Linked DNA regions of Homo sapiens: regions 1 and 2 are each linked to region 3. A link is a contact called in ENCODE Hi-C or POLR2A ChIA-PET data. All regions are on one chromosome and are shown on one strand. The core of a region is the stretch at or near the end of the contact, and the rest is flanking DNA. Distances in the headings are between cores, read along the strand shown. Region 1 has its middle 17 kb from the start of TMEM131. Region 2 overlaps LINC02611 (long intergenic non-protein coding RNA 2611). Region 3 overlaps INPP4A (inositol polyphosphate-4-phosphatase type I A).

Region 1 (4,311 bases), core at 1,269-3,768, 450 kb after region 3:
TGATTAAACAGTCTGAGAGGCTTAAGATGCTCAGAGAAACAAAGGAAAGGACAGAATCCACAGGGCAGGGAGAGGATATTGGGGAAAATAAGGAAGCAAATAGAAATAAAATAGCCATTAAGGTTAAAACACTCCCTAGGCAAGTTAAACTAGATGACTAGATAGAGGACTTGTAGTTTGGAAGATGATTCTAAGGAAATCAGACCAAAACACAGAGAAAGAGCAGAAATTATGAAAGTGAAATCAACGTAATGTGAAGAGTAGAATGACAAATTCAATATAAATCTAAATAGGGATTTGAAGCAGAGAATAGGGAGAGTGAGGGAGAGGCAACATATTGAAGAGATAATGGAGGAGAATTCACCAGAATTGAAGAAGGGTGAGTGCTCAAACTGAAAAGGCACACGAATTATGAGCAGAATACATGAAAATAAATCCACCTGCAGTCGCACTGTAGTGATGCTGAGGAGTGTCAAATACAAAGACCAAATATTAAGATTTTCTTAAGAAAGGGAACTAATGTAAGTTACTGAGAAGCTATATCCTGTCTTTTCTGCTGGGCTGGTGGGCTGGTGGCTGGTGGCTGGTGGGTTGGTGGGCTGGTGGGCTGGTGGGCTGGTGACTGGTGGGTTGGTGGGATGGTGGGCTGGTGGCTGGTGGGTTGGTGGGATGGTGGGCTGGTGGCTGGTGGCTGGTGGGCTAGTGACTGGTGGGCTGGTGGGCCGGTGGTTGGTGGCCTGCTGAGCTAGTGGCTAGTGGGCCGGTGGGCTGGTGGGCTGGTGGCTGGTGGCTGGTGGCTGGTGGGCTAGGGGCTGGTGGGCTGGTGGGTGGTGGGCTAGTGGCTGGTAGGCTGGTGGGCTGGTGGACTGGTGGGCTGGTGGCTGGTGGTCTTCAACTTCCAGCCAGAGAATGCAGCAAGAACTGAGAAGTAGCCAGTTACTCTCCAAGTGAAGGTTAGGCTACTTGAGTGAGACATTTAGACCAAGAAGAAGGTGGCAACTTCATCCAAACCACTCTGCAAGGCCTCGTTGTTAAGATATGTTGATAACGTGGGCTTGGGCTTTCATTCTTTAACATGGGTGGGCATGCATGTGCGTGCATGTAGGGCAGTGGTGTTGGGCATCTTAAATTATCTGCAATCCATCTCCTACTTTTTAGTAATGTACATAAAAGGATAATGAAAGTCTCCCAAAGCAAAAGTTCTCAATCCTAGCTGCAGGTGAGAATACACTGACGCCCAGGCGGGCCCATGTTTAAACTCTCTGGAGAGTGACATCAATGATATAGATGAGTCTGTGTCACGGGGCCTCCTCCTCTGTCCATGTCCTGAAGGAACTCAGCCAGTGTGCCTGCAATACGTGTCAACTGCCTCTCTGAGCATCAAGTCCCGTGAGGGTCCCTGAGCCGTGATGGGGTTGCTGGTCCCCTGCGTTCTCCACCCTCTCGTAATCATGGTTGTGTCCACTGCATGCCCCCAGTCCTGTTGTAAACTTAAGCTTCACCACAGGCAGGGAAGAAAGACACTTTCTCTTTAGACAACTGGCTCGGCTAAAATGTAAATATGACCTTTGGGAACTGCTAACCTGACCACCCGAGGGTTGATTCCAGTAAAAAGAATATCTTCATCATTTTCACTTGCAGAATTACAAAGACATGACAAACATCGCGTTCTGTTTTAAACATCGTCACCCAGAAAGCTTTACCCCGGCTTTGGAGTCAGAGTCTGCTGGGATGTACTTGTTGAAACCACTTCTTTCGCATGTGGGAGGCTACACAAATTCCTGTGGTTTTGGGACCTTCAGTTTCTTCATCGGTAAAAAGAATGAGGGGGCTGGACTGGACTTTTGGCTTGTGGTCCGTGGGATACAGGGTTCAGACCTCCAGGAAACTCTCCAAATCAGGGCCTTTGCAGATAGGACCCAGGCTTTTGTATTTTAAGAAGCCCCCACAGATGATACTGACATACACTGCTGGCTACTGACCTCGATTACTTTAATTCCTAACATTTTATATTAAAACCCCCAGTTTGCAGACAAAGTAAAACAGTGTCTAATAATAGTGCTAAAAATTCCCTCACAAAATTTTAGTACTATGATTCCATTTAAATTGGATTTTTTCAATTATTTAGATAAATAATTAATTTATAATGAAAGAAATCCAAGTACCAACGCTGTATTAACCAATATGGCTCTAATATATATATACTCATCATTTAAGTGAAACAAAGTACTTGGTTTAGGAGGAATACTAATAAGAAATGCCTTAGTTAGGAAATGTTCTAAAACATTCATGATGAAAAAAGGGCAGTGTAGGAGTCTCCAAGCAAAACTACCTCATTTCATTACCAAATCATTAGACCTCAGAATCAGGTCTTACATCAGGGATGAAAATAAAGAACTGAAACTTACCCTGGAATTGAGAACAGAAACTGAAGCCATGGCTAAAAAGCAGAAGATAGCTGTAGAGAAAGCACCTTCTTGTCATAGCACCCAGTGGGTGAGCAAGGAAAAACTGATGAAAGGAAAATCCTGGTGGGCGAGGCTCAGGGTGCCACTGAGTGCTGGTCTCTCTGGCCTGTGTGGAGAGGCAGGAGCACTGTCTCAGCATCTGAGGATGAACTAGACACTACACCCCAGCACAGGTAGGGCGCACCTCAACTCCGACCCCTCACCTCTGGGCAAAGGTGGGGCAGGACTACAACTCTAAAGCTATTAAGTGCCTCATCCTGTCAAAGTCAAGCCTCAGAATAGAAACTGAGTTGACTTATAGAAAAATGAAGTTGTTTTTCCTTGCACATTTGTGGACTGGTACATATATATCCCCGCCACAGAGTCGCTGTGGTCGTTAGCTTTGTTTAACTCTGCTCTTTGGCTCAAATGGAGATCTTGGCATACCCTGAGTACCTTCCGGCTCCTTCTTTTTTTTTTTTTTTTTTTTTTTTTTTTTGAGATGGAGTTTTGCTCTTGTTGCCCAGGCTGGAGTGCAGTGGCGTGATCTCAGCTCACCGCAAACTCCGCCTCCCAGGTTCAAGCAATTCTCCTGCCTCAGCCTCCTGAGTAGATGGGATTACAGGTGTGCGCCACCACCCCAGCTAATTTTGTATTTTTAGTAGAGACGGGGTTTCTCCATGTTGGTCAGGCTGGTCTTGAACTCCCGACCTTAGGTGATCCTCCCACCTCGGCTTCCCAAAGTGCTGGGATTACAGGCGTGAGCCACCGCGCCTGGCCTTCCTGCTCCTTCTACTTCTTCAAGTATAGATTGCTCCTTCCTCCCTCCATTAGCAGTGGGAGAATTTATTCATTCACTCCCTCATTTCATTCATTCGTTCTATAAACACCACATGTCAGAGACAACACAAATGTCAGGCACATGTCAGGCAACACGTCAGGCAACACACATAATAGCAGGAGGCTGCGCATGGTGGCTCATGCCTGTAATCCCAGCACTTTGGGAGGCCAAGGCAGGCATATCACCTGAGGTCAGGAGTTTAAGACCAGCCTGGGGAACATGGTGAAATCTTGTCTCTACTAAAAGTACAAAAATTAGCCAGGTGTGGTGGTGGGTGCCTGTAATCCCAGCTACTCAGGAAGCTGAGGCAGGAAAATCGCTTGAACCCAGGAGGCAGAGCTTGCAGTGAGCCAAGATCATGCCACTGCACTCCAGCCTGGGCAATAAGAGTGAAACTGTGTCTCAAAAAAAAAAAAAAGAAACGGAAAGAAGGAAGGAAGGAAGGAGAGAGAGAGAAAGAAAGGAAGGAAGGAAGGAAGGAAGAAGAAAAAGAAAGAGAAAGGAAGGAAGGAGGAAAGAAAGAAAGAAAAAGAAAGAAAGAAGAGAAAGAAAAGCAGAGAACAGGACAAGTTCCTTTTCTCCTGAAGACTACATTTTGAAGGTGAGCGACAGACAGTAAACAAATAAATATATAATGTGTCAAGTGGTGACAAGTGCTCTGAAGATAAATATAGTAGGGAAAAGGAATGAAGAGAGACAGGAGGCAGATGCTATTTTAGAGGTGGTCAGGGAGGCCTCTATGTTGACCTGACATTTGAGCAGAGAGGTCTGTGAACTTATAAAAATGCTTTATACACAGGATAACCACAGATAATCAGCCAACTGGCACAGTAGGGGAACTATTCCCTCAGCAGTACACCCAGAGCCTTGTCACAGTGTAAGGCTGGATCAAATGACCTCTAAAAGAGGCGTAATTGCCAGCTGGGTATGCATCCCCACTGATGAAAGGGAAGCTGACCAAAAATAAAAACTGGTAGCACTAGAAATGGGCTCCCATTCAAAACAATGTTCCTGTAAACATAT
Region 2 (4,886 bases), core at 2,186-4,685, 290 kb before region 3:
ACATGAGGCTGGCGTGGCAGCGGCGGCGGGGTGGGGGGGGACATGAATAATTCATATCGCAACCAGATTGATGCTCAGTGAGCTTCAATAGGAATGAATTACCTTGTGTGCATTTCCTGCCTAAATGTCAGTGTATCTTTTCACAAGCGCCTGGGACGGGTTTATGAATAGGTGCATTCTCTGATGCCTCTGCTTTAGGCAAGGCAGTTTCAGAATCTTGGCTGAGTTTCCAACTTCTGACTTGCTATTTACAAACTGTAATCATAAGATTTCAAGTGACACATGACTGAAAAAAAAAAGCCCTTACTCAGGAGAAATCTGGATGGAAATGGAACAATGGTTTTGAATGTATCTGGATCATGAAATGAAAGTCAGGAGGCTTGAGTGTTCTGCTGAGAAAAAGTGATGGGGGAAGAACATAAACATGTATAGGACACTTACTGTCTTGGGAACTTTATGGGTGTTCTCATTGTTAACATCATTTAACAGATGAGAAAAACAGTTCTCAGACATTGCTGCTAACAGAAATTCAATGCAAGCCACATTTGTAATTTAAGATTTCCTAGTAACCACATTAAAAAAGAGAAAAATAAAAAAGAGACTGAAATTAAATTTAATGGTATATTTTATTTAACTCAGTATATCCAAAATGAACATTTAAATATGCCATTGATATAAAAATTACTGATGAGATATTATGCATATTTTTTCAAAACACGTCTTGGAAGTCCAGGGCATAATTCACTCTTAGAACACATCTCATTTCAGACAGCCACAATGTAAGTGCTCAAAAGCCGCCAGGCGTGGTGGCTCATGCCTGTAATCCCAGCACTTTGGGAGGCCGAGGCGGGCAGATCATATGAGGTCAAGAGTTCGAGACCACCCTGCCCAACAGGGTGAAATCCTGTCCCTGTTAAAAATACAAATATTAGCCAGGAGTGGTGGCAGGCGCCTGTAATCCCAGCTACTCGGGAGGCTGAGGCAGGAGAACTGCTTGAACCTCAGGAGGCAGAGTTGCAGTGAGCCGAGGTTGCACCATTGCACTCCAGCCTGGGAGACAAGAGGGAAACTCTGTCTCAAAAAAAAAACAGACAACAATAAAAAAAAACAAAACAAAACACAAAAACAGGCAGCAGCTCTGACACATGCACTTCAAGCTGCATGGCCTTGGGCAAATTGCTTAACTCCTCTGGTCCCCATTTCCTTATCATAATGTTGAGGAATGATATGTCTTCTCAGTTCCTCCTCGGTCATAGGGTAACAGACAAGCACGGCACAGTGGTCACTGTCACACAACAGCAGGGGATCTATGGGTGCAGGCAAGTGGCAAGATGACATATGTGAAATCATTAAAGTTGTATCTCAGATCCAGATGACAAGGATTGTTAAAGGCTGTTTGCATAACCATATTCAATTTGGGGTGATGCAGAAGGGGTATTCAGGGTCTGGTCAGCTCCCACGGGAGGCTTCCTACAACCTGCCAGGCCTTCACCTGGGCAGGCAGAATGCTAATGCCACCAGCTAGGAGGATGTTCTCAGAGGGACGGAGGAGATGGCAGCTTCTCCAAGTTGATCCCTCAAAACCATGACTTCTCTGAGATTTGTGTCTCAGGCACTCGTTTGCAATGACTACTGTAGCAAAATGACTAGGCACGTGCAAAAATGCTGCATCCAGCTTGTTTGAACAATTGCAGTTGTTCAATTTCATTCAGACCAATTAGGCTATATTTTTAGTATGATTATTCAAAGCATTGGTACTCCTTAGACAAAATCTTAGCTAACAAAAGTTAGCTGGAATGAAAATTTTACAGAAAGTAGAATATCTTTGTTACCAAAGGGAAGTTTATTTTGATAAAATTAAAAAGGCCAGGTACAGAATAACATGCAACTTAAAACTATCACGAGTGGGACAGTGTAGACGTGAGAAGAAGATGCCTTTGGGGCCAATGGGCCTGCATTCACATTTTATTTTTGCCACCCTTTTCTTTGGTGACTTTATTACCTTTAAAATGGGAAAGATACACATGTACCTTCCAAGTTACAGGACGGATTTACATTCTTGGCACCATAAATATTAGTTCCTTTTTTTTCTACATCAGTGAGAAAGGATGTGGTAAAACAGGGGGAAAAAAAATAGGCAAGGCCTTTGTGTTTTTGCTTTTTTTGTGGTCTAATTTCTTTTAACAAATAACAGTTGTTTTTCTGATTAGGAAAGTAACACATTCATTGTAGAACACTTGGAATATTCAGAAAAAAATGTATTTTTTTTTAAATCGCCAGTAATTCTACCACCAGAGATAAATACTATGAATGTTTTTGTTTGCACTAAGCACACCTATGTGATTGGGATAATATTATTACCTAAAGTGTTGTGTTCCACTTTTCATGCATGTGCTCTTTTTACATTCTATTTTATTTTGAGACAGGATCTCACTCTGTCACCCAGGCTGGAGTGCAGTGGTGGCATCACAGCTCACTACAGCCTCAAACTCCTGGGCTCAAGCAATCCTCCCACCTCAGCCTCCCAAGTAGCTGGGACCACAGGTGTGCACCAACACACCTGGTTAATTTTTTGTATTTTTTGTAGAGACAGGGTCTCACTGTGTTGCCCAGGCTGGTCTCCAGCTCCTGGCCTCAAGTGATCCACTTGCCTTGGCCTCCCAGAGTGCTGGGATTGTAAGTGTGTACCACTGTGCCTGGTCTGTACTCTCGTTTTTAAAAAGACTCCTCAAAAACGTTGGAATTTTCCTTATTTTAAAAATACTGTTGAAGAACATAACTTAATGGTTATATAATAATATTTCACTATATTGCTGTACCATGTTTTATTTAGTCCTATTTTTGGACAGCTAGGCTGTCTCCAAATTTTCTCAATACAGAAATTCTACATAATATTCTTGCACACAAATTTTGGTCCACATCTGTTGACGTCTTTAGGATAAGTTCCTAAGAGTGGAATGAGCAACTCTAAGGGTTTTTTAAGTGGTCCTGACTTATATTGCTAAATTACTTTTCCAAAAGATTATGGTAGTTGATGGCCCTACTATGAGTGAATGGTAATTTTTGTACCGTCTGGTCTCAGAACCAAACCATCAGCTACATTTTTAAAATAATGAATTGAGAATGGATGAATTGTAGGCACATATGGGGGTTCTATTTCTCTTTCTATGGGACTCTAGGTATGATTTTCCCATTTTTGTAATTAGGATATACGGCTCCAGGAAATTGAGAGTGAGCCAGATAGTTTCTGGAGAAGTCAACTGTACCGAGGCCAGGAAACACTAGTCATCCCTGAGGGTCAAACACAGTTATGTACTAAGAATGAGGAAGTCCCACACAAAGTGGCAAGATGCTGGGTTAGCCCACAGTCTTAAGAGGGAAACCTGTTCCAGACATGACTTCCGCCCTTGGCAGATGAGGCTTCTGGTTGCCTGCCAATTATAACTAGCTAGAAACAGCATCACGGAGAAACAGTAAAGCAACAGCAAGGTGGCGGCTGGAGACTCGGGCATGAGGCCCAAGGCCAGGAGAGGAGCAGCGGGTGGGAAAAGCCTGAAGGAGGGGCTGGGTCTAGACCAGCTAGCAATCCCACAGCAGCCAATAGCCCAGCCTGCTGGAGAAGAGATTTCTAGAAATGCAAAAGTTTTCACATGCAACCACGAAAGCAGTTCACGGGCGTTCCTGGCACTGTCAGGAGGAAGTCAGGATCACACAGGGTGCACCTGGAAAGCAGCTGCCCTCCCCAAGTTTGACCTGGGCTAGCAGCTGGTACTGCCATGTGGGCTCTGGGTTTTATGAAGTTGCAACACCAGAACCAGGAATTTGGGGAAGATAAAATAGAAACAGAGAAAATATTTATATTTATTTAGACGAGAGATGTGCACAAACCACAAGCCCTGGAGATGCAGGGCGTCTAAACCATTGCCATTATTTCAGTAGCTTTAGGAGAGTTCGCAAGGTAGCTAATGATAAGAAACAGGAGAAAATCATTCTCCAACCCTCACAAACGAAAATGTCTGATCCGAGCACCCGTGGCTGTCTCACTGCTTAACCCTTCCAAAGAATAAACATGAAGTACTCTTCAGTATGGCTATGGGAAGAGCACATCCTGTTGCATTAGGAAACTTTAATTACTAAGTTTGATAAATCAAAGGTTGTCATTTACATGATACATCTTAACTTCAGCAAGAGGTTTAAACTCATCTCACATAAATCACTCAACAACCAGAAAAATACGGTCCTGATGTTGGCATGAGAGAACACACAAAGAATGTTTTCAAAGGCTGATCTTGGGCCAATATAGCTTAAATTTTCATCAGTGATGATAGAGGAGGGTGCAAGAGTAAATGAATAAAAGAGACAACCCAGTATGGGGTTAAAACAGTAACTAGCCATTGAAGATAGGGGGAAGTGAGGGGTAAGTCAACAGAAATCAGTAGTATAGACATATAGAATGAAGTTTGATAGCATCACTTGCCTTTAAAAATGAACAAATTAAGAAAATAACAAATGGAGTGAACACACAGCCTAGTAAAACATTCACTGTCTGGAGTCTCCAAGAATAAGCCACCCTAGGAAGCTAGGTTTCCCATCTGAGAAACCTTAAATAACTAATCTTAGGTTTCATCCATTCGTAATGGAAAGTTTTCAAGAATGTGTCACTCATTTCTCTGCTTTTTTAAAGAATGTGATGGGCCGGGTGTGGTGGCTCGCACCTGTAATCCCAGCATTTTGGGAGGCCGAGGTGGGTGGATCACCTGAGGTCAGGAGTTCAAGACCAGCCTAACCAACATGGTGAAACCCAGTCTCTATTAAAAATACAAAATTAGCTGGGCATGGTGGCACATGCCTGTAATCCCAGCTACTCGGGAGGCTGAAGCAGGAGA
Region 3 (4,947 bases), core at 2,357-4,856:
CCACCAGCCACACACTAAACAGCATTTATTTTGGTTTGGATTTCATTCCCCTTCCTTCCTTTATTACCCTCCCCTAGTGGCACCTTATAAATTTTCTGTTTTCAGCCATACATGGTGGCTCATACCTGAAATCCTAGCGCTTTGGGAGGTCAAGGTGAGAGGATCATTTGAGGCCAGGGGTTCAAGACCACCCTGGGTAACAAAGCAAGACCCCCATCCCTACAAAAAAATAAAAAATAAAATTTAGGCATGGTAAGGCATTTCTGTACTCCCAACTACTCAGAACCCTGAGGTGGGAGGATCACTTAAGTCCAGGAGTTCAAGGCTGCAATGAGCTATGATTACATGGCTGTACTCCAGACTAGACAACAGAGCAAGACCCTGTCTCAATCAATCAATCAATCAATAAAATTGTTTTCTTTACTGAGACATTAAAATTGGTATATCTAAGGATCTCACTTTCTTACTGTAAAACCTCAAAGTTTTACTATTAGTCCACTAAGATTTACTCAGGGTTATTACAAATTCAATTAGTTCATGGTCTCACTGAGTTGGAAAGTATGCTAAGCACTATCATTCATAAATAATTGTAAAACTTAGTTGTGGAACTCGACAAAGATGAGGCTGAACTTACGGCCTGTTCAACCAACAGGCTGTACTCTAAAAGCCCATTTATAAGTTATCTGGAACCCAGAGAACATTTCATTTCATGTAAAATTACCACTAAGTTGGTACTTAAGTTCCCAAGAAATAAATAACTATTAGACAGTTAATAACTAATAGATAACTATTAAATAGAGAACTAGATAATAATTAGATAATAGATAATTATCTATAACTAATAGATAACTATTCAACTCATTTGTCCTTTTCTAATTTAAAATCAGAAAAACGTTATTATGGTGCAAGAAAATCAAGTGTGTGTTGTGTGTGCATATACAGACAAGAAAATCAAATGCAAGTGTATGTGTGGGATGTATATGCAAAAACTCTAACTTAAGGAAAAGAAGCTTCACATCAAGAACACAGAAGTTAAATCCATGGAGGCTGAGAAGATAATTTCCACTCAGTTCCAAGGGCAAAGGACACTGATGATGCTAGGTTCACTGGACCTGTTGTCCCCACATGTGGACGGTGTCGCTAACATTGCTGACAGCTTCACAGTCTTAACAGCAACATAATAGGGGAAAGGAGAAAGCGTTTAAACAGATGTAGAGACCAAGTTAACAGTGTGATGAATCATCAGCAGATGAGGGGGACGGAGGGGCAAGTGTGGCACAGGCACAAGAGGACAATGTTTGTCCCCTCCAAACTCCACACTGAAATTTAATCCCGAATGTCAGAAGTGGGGCCTAATGGGAAGTATTTGGGTCATGGGGGCAGATCCCTCATGTATACATTAATGCCCTCCCCCAACCACCCCCCGCTTTGAGGGTGCGTGAGTTCTCACTCCGTTGGTTCCCACAAGAGCTGGCTGTGAAAAGAGCCTGGGACACCACCACCACCACCCGCTCCCTTCCTTCCTCTCTCGCCATGTGAGCTCAGCACACGACAGCTCCCCTTCACCTTCCACCACGAGTAGAAGCAGCCTGAGGCCTCACCAGATGCAGATGTCCAGTCTTGAACCTTCCAGCCATCAGAATTGTGAGCCAAGTAAACCTCTTTTCTTTAAAAACTACCCAGCCTCAGGTATTCTTTTATAGCAGCACAAAACAGACTAAGAGAACATCCAAGAGGAAAAGAAAAAGGCCCTTTCCCGGCTACTCTAAGAAACTCGGCATTCAGAAGCCTGGTGTAGTTATTCAGGGACTGCCCAAAAAATACATAAGTGTGAGACAAGCATTCATAAAGAAAACGAGATGGAAATAAAACTCTGGGTCCCCACCAGAAAGAAGACAGATAGACATCATCACCTGTGAGTGCCCTCCTCTCTCTCCTGTGAGTTTGGCGATGGGTCTATCCCCTCCAAGGCCTACCTGGCATAACCATAAGTGAGGGTTTTATGCACAGAAAGACCTCTGAAACCTCTGCCACCAACCAGCTGGGTGACAACTTCTCTGAGCCGCAATTCTCTCACGGGTAAAATGGGATGACAGACACTTATCATTCAAGGTGTCCAGAGGATTAAATGAAGTGCTGCATGCTGAGGCACAGCACAGCAACGACGCTTAGTGAAATTCCAAAAATGCCGGTGACTCATTGTAATCTGTGATAGGGAATGTCTGTCACCCCCTTGAGCCAACAGGTGCTGGTGCACAGTGAGTGCTCTACAGGGTTAGCTTAAAAAACATAACAAGGCCGGGCACGGTGGCTCACGCCTGTAATCCCAGCACTTTGGAAGGCCAAGGCGGGCAGATTGCTTGAGGTCAAGAGTTCAAGACCAACCTGGCCAACATGGTGAAACCCCATCTCTATTAAAAATACAAAAATTAGCTGTGCATGGTGGCGTACGCCTGTAGTCCCAGCTACTCAAGAGGCTGAGGCAGGAGAATCGCTTGAATCCAGGAGACAGAGGTTGCAGTGAGCAGAGATCACGCCACTGCATTCCAGCCTGGGCAACAGAGTGAGACTCCATCTCAAAAAAACAAAAAAACAAAAAACAAAACAAAACAAAAAACGTAACAAGAAGGTCCCTTCCTAAGCTACTGGGGGGAGGGCTGGAGTGAGACTTGTGGCAGATGGAGCAGAGACTGAGCAAGGTGGGCAGGGCCAGCCTGGGCACACAGCCAGAGAGGAAGGGGGAGGGCGCTAGAGTGAGACCCAAGCCACCGTCTGCTCAAGTACTGCGCCGAAACCAGGGTGGAGCCGGGAGGAAAAACCACAGGCCCTCACAGGAACAGGGGCTCAGCCAGAGAGTTGAAAAACTCTTTTTTCAAACCCATGTAACAACATAGTAAAATGACAGGGGATTATCTGTTCACCAAGTGAGTGCCCAGCAACATGACAAAATGACCCCAGAGTCAGCTACCCCAGAGTCTGGGAGAGGAAAGGACCATGGCCACCCCTAGGCCTCCCCAAGCCTCAGCTTCCTCATTAAGCCCACTGTATGTGGGACAGTATGGTCCTCATCAGGCTGCTGTGAGGTATGGCAGGTCAAATAATGCCCCCTGCAAAAGAGGTTCACGTTCAAATCCTTGGAACCTATTAATGTTACCTTATACAGCAAAGGATTTGCAGACTCAATTAAGTTTCGAATCTTGAGATGAGATTATCCTAGATTACACTGGTAGGCCCCAAATGCCATCACAAATGTCCTTATATGAAGGCAGGAGATTTCGGAGAGAAGAGAGGGCCGTGTGACAGAAGCAGAGAGAAGCGGAGTCACGGAGAGAAGATGTTACCCTGCTGGTGTGAAGATGAGGAAGGGGCCGGCAGCCGAGGCAAGCCAGCAGCCACAGAATGGATTCCGCCCTAAGCTACTGGAGGGAACATGGCCTTGCCCACAGCTTGATTCAGCCCAGTGATTCTGGAGGCCAGAACAGTGAGAGAATAAGTTCCTTTCGCTTTAAGCCACCGAGTTTGTTACAGCAACCACAGGAAGCTAATACAAGGGATTAAAAGGGAAGTGGATACAAAGCAATCAGCACGCTATCTGGCACGTGGTAGGAACTCGAGAATCCCCATTAGTGAAGGACAGTTCCTGACATCCTCCCTGGGCCACCAACCCATCCTCAAAAGCTGTGTGAAAACCTACAACCTTGTACTGCAATAACGAGCTCTGTACTCTGCTCACAAAAGCTCCTTCGTGTGTATCGTCTCAGTTGATTCTGTCCTAAAAAGGAGTTTCCAAGGTTGTCCAAGGACTCTCGGCTTGTCACATATAAATACAACACTGCCACAGGCCTTGTCTTCAACATTCAGTTCAATTAGTTAAAATATTTCACAGGATGGCCTCTGCTGATATCTCATGGAGCAGACCCTCCTGATCTCAGGCATCATGAGCTGTGATCAGGGCCATCTTACCTTGCAGAAACACAGCACAAGTACTTCTCTCAGCCACAGGCCTTGCAACTGTCAACAGAGAAGCTGGTGCCGAGTTCTGACATGGGAACTGAGAACTCTGCCCCTGTCAGGGCAGACATGGCAGAAGAAGAGGCTGGGCAGGCAAAAAAAGACACTGGCTAGCACTTGACCTTCCAAACTGCTTTTCAGCTTGACTCATGCAAAGAGGTTTATCTCTCCCCTAAACCCCCTGCTTTTTGTTTCTTCAGCCCTTGCTCTGTGCACCCCCACTCTCGATTTTCCTCTTTGAGGAGCGAGTCCCAAGTGTCGAAACCCACCATGTGCAATAATTCCACTTCCTCCGTCGTGCTCGGCCTCCATCATGCAGACCCTGGGGCCTCAGCTTCCCCTGGGTTGCTGCGAGGATGTGGCCCCATGAATCTGACGGCTCTCCTGCCCTCCCCTCTGCCCCATTTTGTTCGAGACTCAGGGCTGTGCTGTCCCAACCTTCCCCAGCCTGTGCAAGATTTGAAGACTGTCCCCTTCATCAAGCCACAGCAGCCCTCAGCCACAAAGAGCTCAGGGTGGAGCCTCAAAACCTCAAGAGTATCTTAAAGAAAAAATGAAGAAAAAGAAGAAGCCTATTCACTTCCTAAAAACAGCCATCTGCAGGCCCTCTGAGATATCTTTTTTGCACCCATTCTTCTACAAGCTTCTGCCAGCGCCAGGTTCACTGGGTGGAGACCGTGTACCCTAAGCCAACTGACTACTGACCACTATCAGGCAGGAGACAAGGGCTGTGCACGGAGCGAGCAGAGACTGGAGGAAAAGCTGCCTCAGCATTCCTCAGCCCCTGGCACCGCATGCAGCAGACCCTAGGGCTAACAGCTCACACCTACCAGACCTTCACTTGACCATGGACGCTCATGGCTCTGGTCTGCCCTAAATCCCGCACAGGGGCTTGTAAGCAGTCTCGCAGGCACATGCCTGTGAGCCCTCCGCAGG

Evidence for each region. Hi-C counts contacts between places; a loop is a spot of excess contacts on that map. ChIA-PET counts read pairs that join two places held with the same protein, here RNA polymerase II (POLR2A). Pooled maps may share reads with other maps.
Region 1: a map of GM12878 shows a loop between it and region 3 (2.8-fold over the local background). The contact joins two enhancer-like sites. A Hi-C loop is called at or near these places in 1 of 168 maps with a recorded cell type or tissue (GM12878), 24 of 37 single-sample maps with no recorded cell type and 6 of 50 pooled maps.
Region 2: a loop to region 3 is called in a map of GM12878, with 4 times the contacts of the local background. The contact joins two enhancer-like sites. A Hi-C loop is called at or near these places in 1 of 168 maps with a recorded cell type or tissue (GM12878) and 7 of 50 pooled maps. POLR2A ChIA-PET finds 5 or more read pairs at or near these places in 1 of 52 experiments (CD4-positive, alpha-beta T cell).

The regions. Positions count from the first base shown.
Region 1 is chr2:98,010,983-98,015,293 of GRCh38, reverse strand. No RefSeq gene overlaps it. Among named protein-coding and RNA genes, the nearest start is that of TMEM131, 17 kb to the right of the region's middle. RefSeq lists an enhancer at 2,263-2,722. Within about 2 kb of position 2,518, at least 5 of the 41 ENCODE cell types and tissues checked have a DNase peak (open chromatin) inside an H3K27ac peak, as active enhancers do; they include GM12878, where a contact is called at or near this core.
Region 2 is chr2:98,756,785-98,761,670 of GRCh38, reverse strand. It overlaps LINC02611 (long intergenic non-protein coding RNA 2611), which reads left to right. Exons shown (of 4, transcript NR_126337.1): 4 at 1-608. Among named protein-coding and RNA genes, the nearest start is that of LINC02611, 13 kb to the left of the region's middle. Within about 2 kb of position 3,435, at least 27 of the 41 ENCODE cell types and tissues checked have a DNase peak (open chromatin) inside an H3K27ac peak, as active enhancers do; they include CD4-positive, alpha-beta T cell and GM12878, where a contact is called at or near this core.
Region 3 is chr2:98,463,695-98,468,641 of GRCh38, reverse strand. The region is part of intron 1 of INPP4A (inositol polyphosphate-4-phosphatase type I A); the gene reads right to left. Among named protein-coding and RNA genes, the nearest start is that of INPP4A, 21 kb to the right of the region's middle. RefSeq lists enhancers at 2,224-2,788, 2,887-3,196, 3,207-3,346, 4,597-4,646, 4,833-4,947. Within about 2 kb of position 3,606, at least 25 of the 41 ENCODE cell types and tissues checked have a DNase peak (open chromatin) inside an H3K27ac peak, as active enhancers do; they include CD4-positive, alpha-beta T cell and GM12878, where a contact is called at or near this core.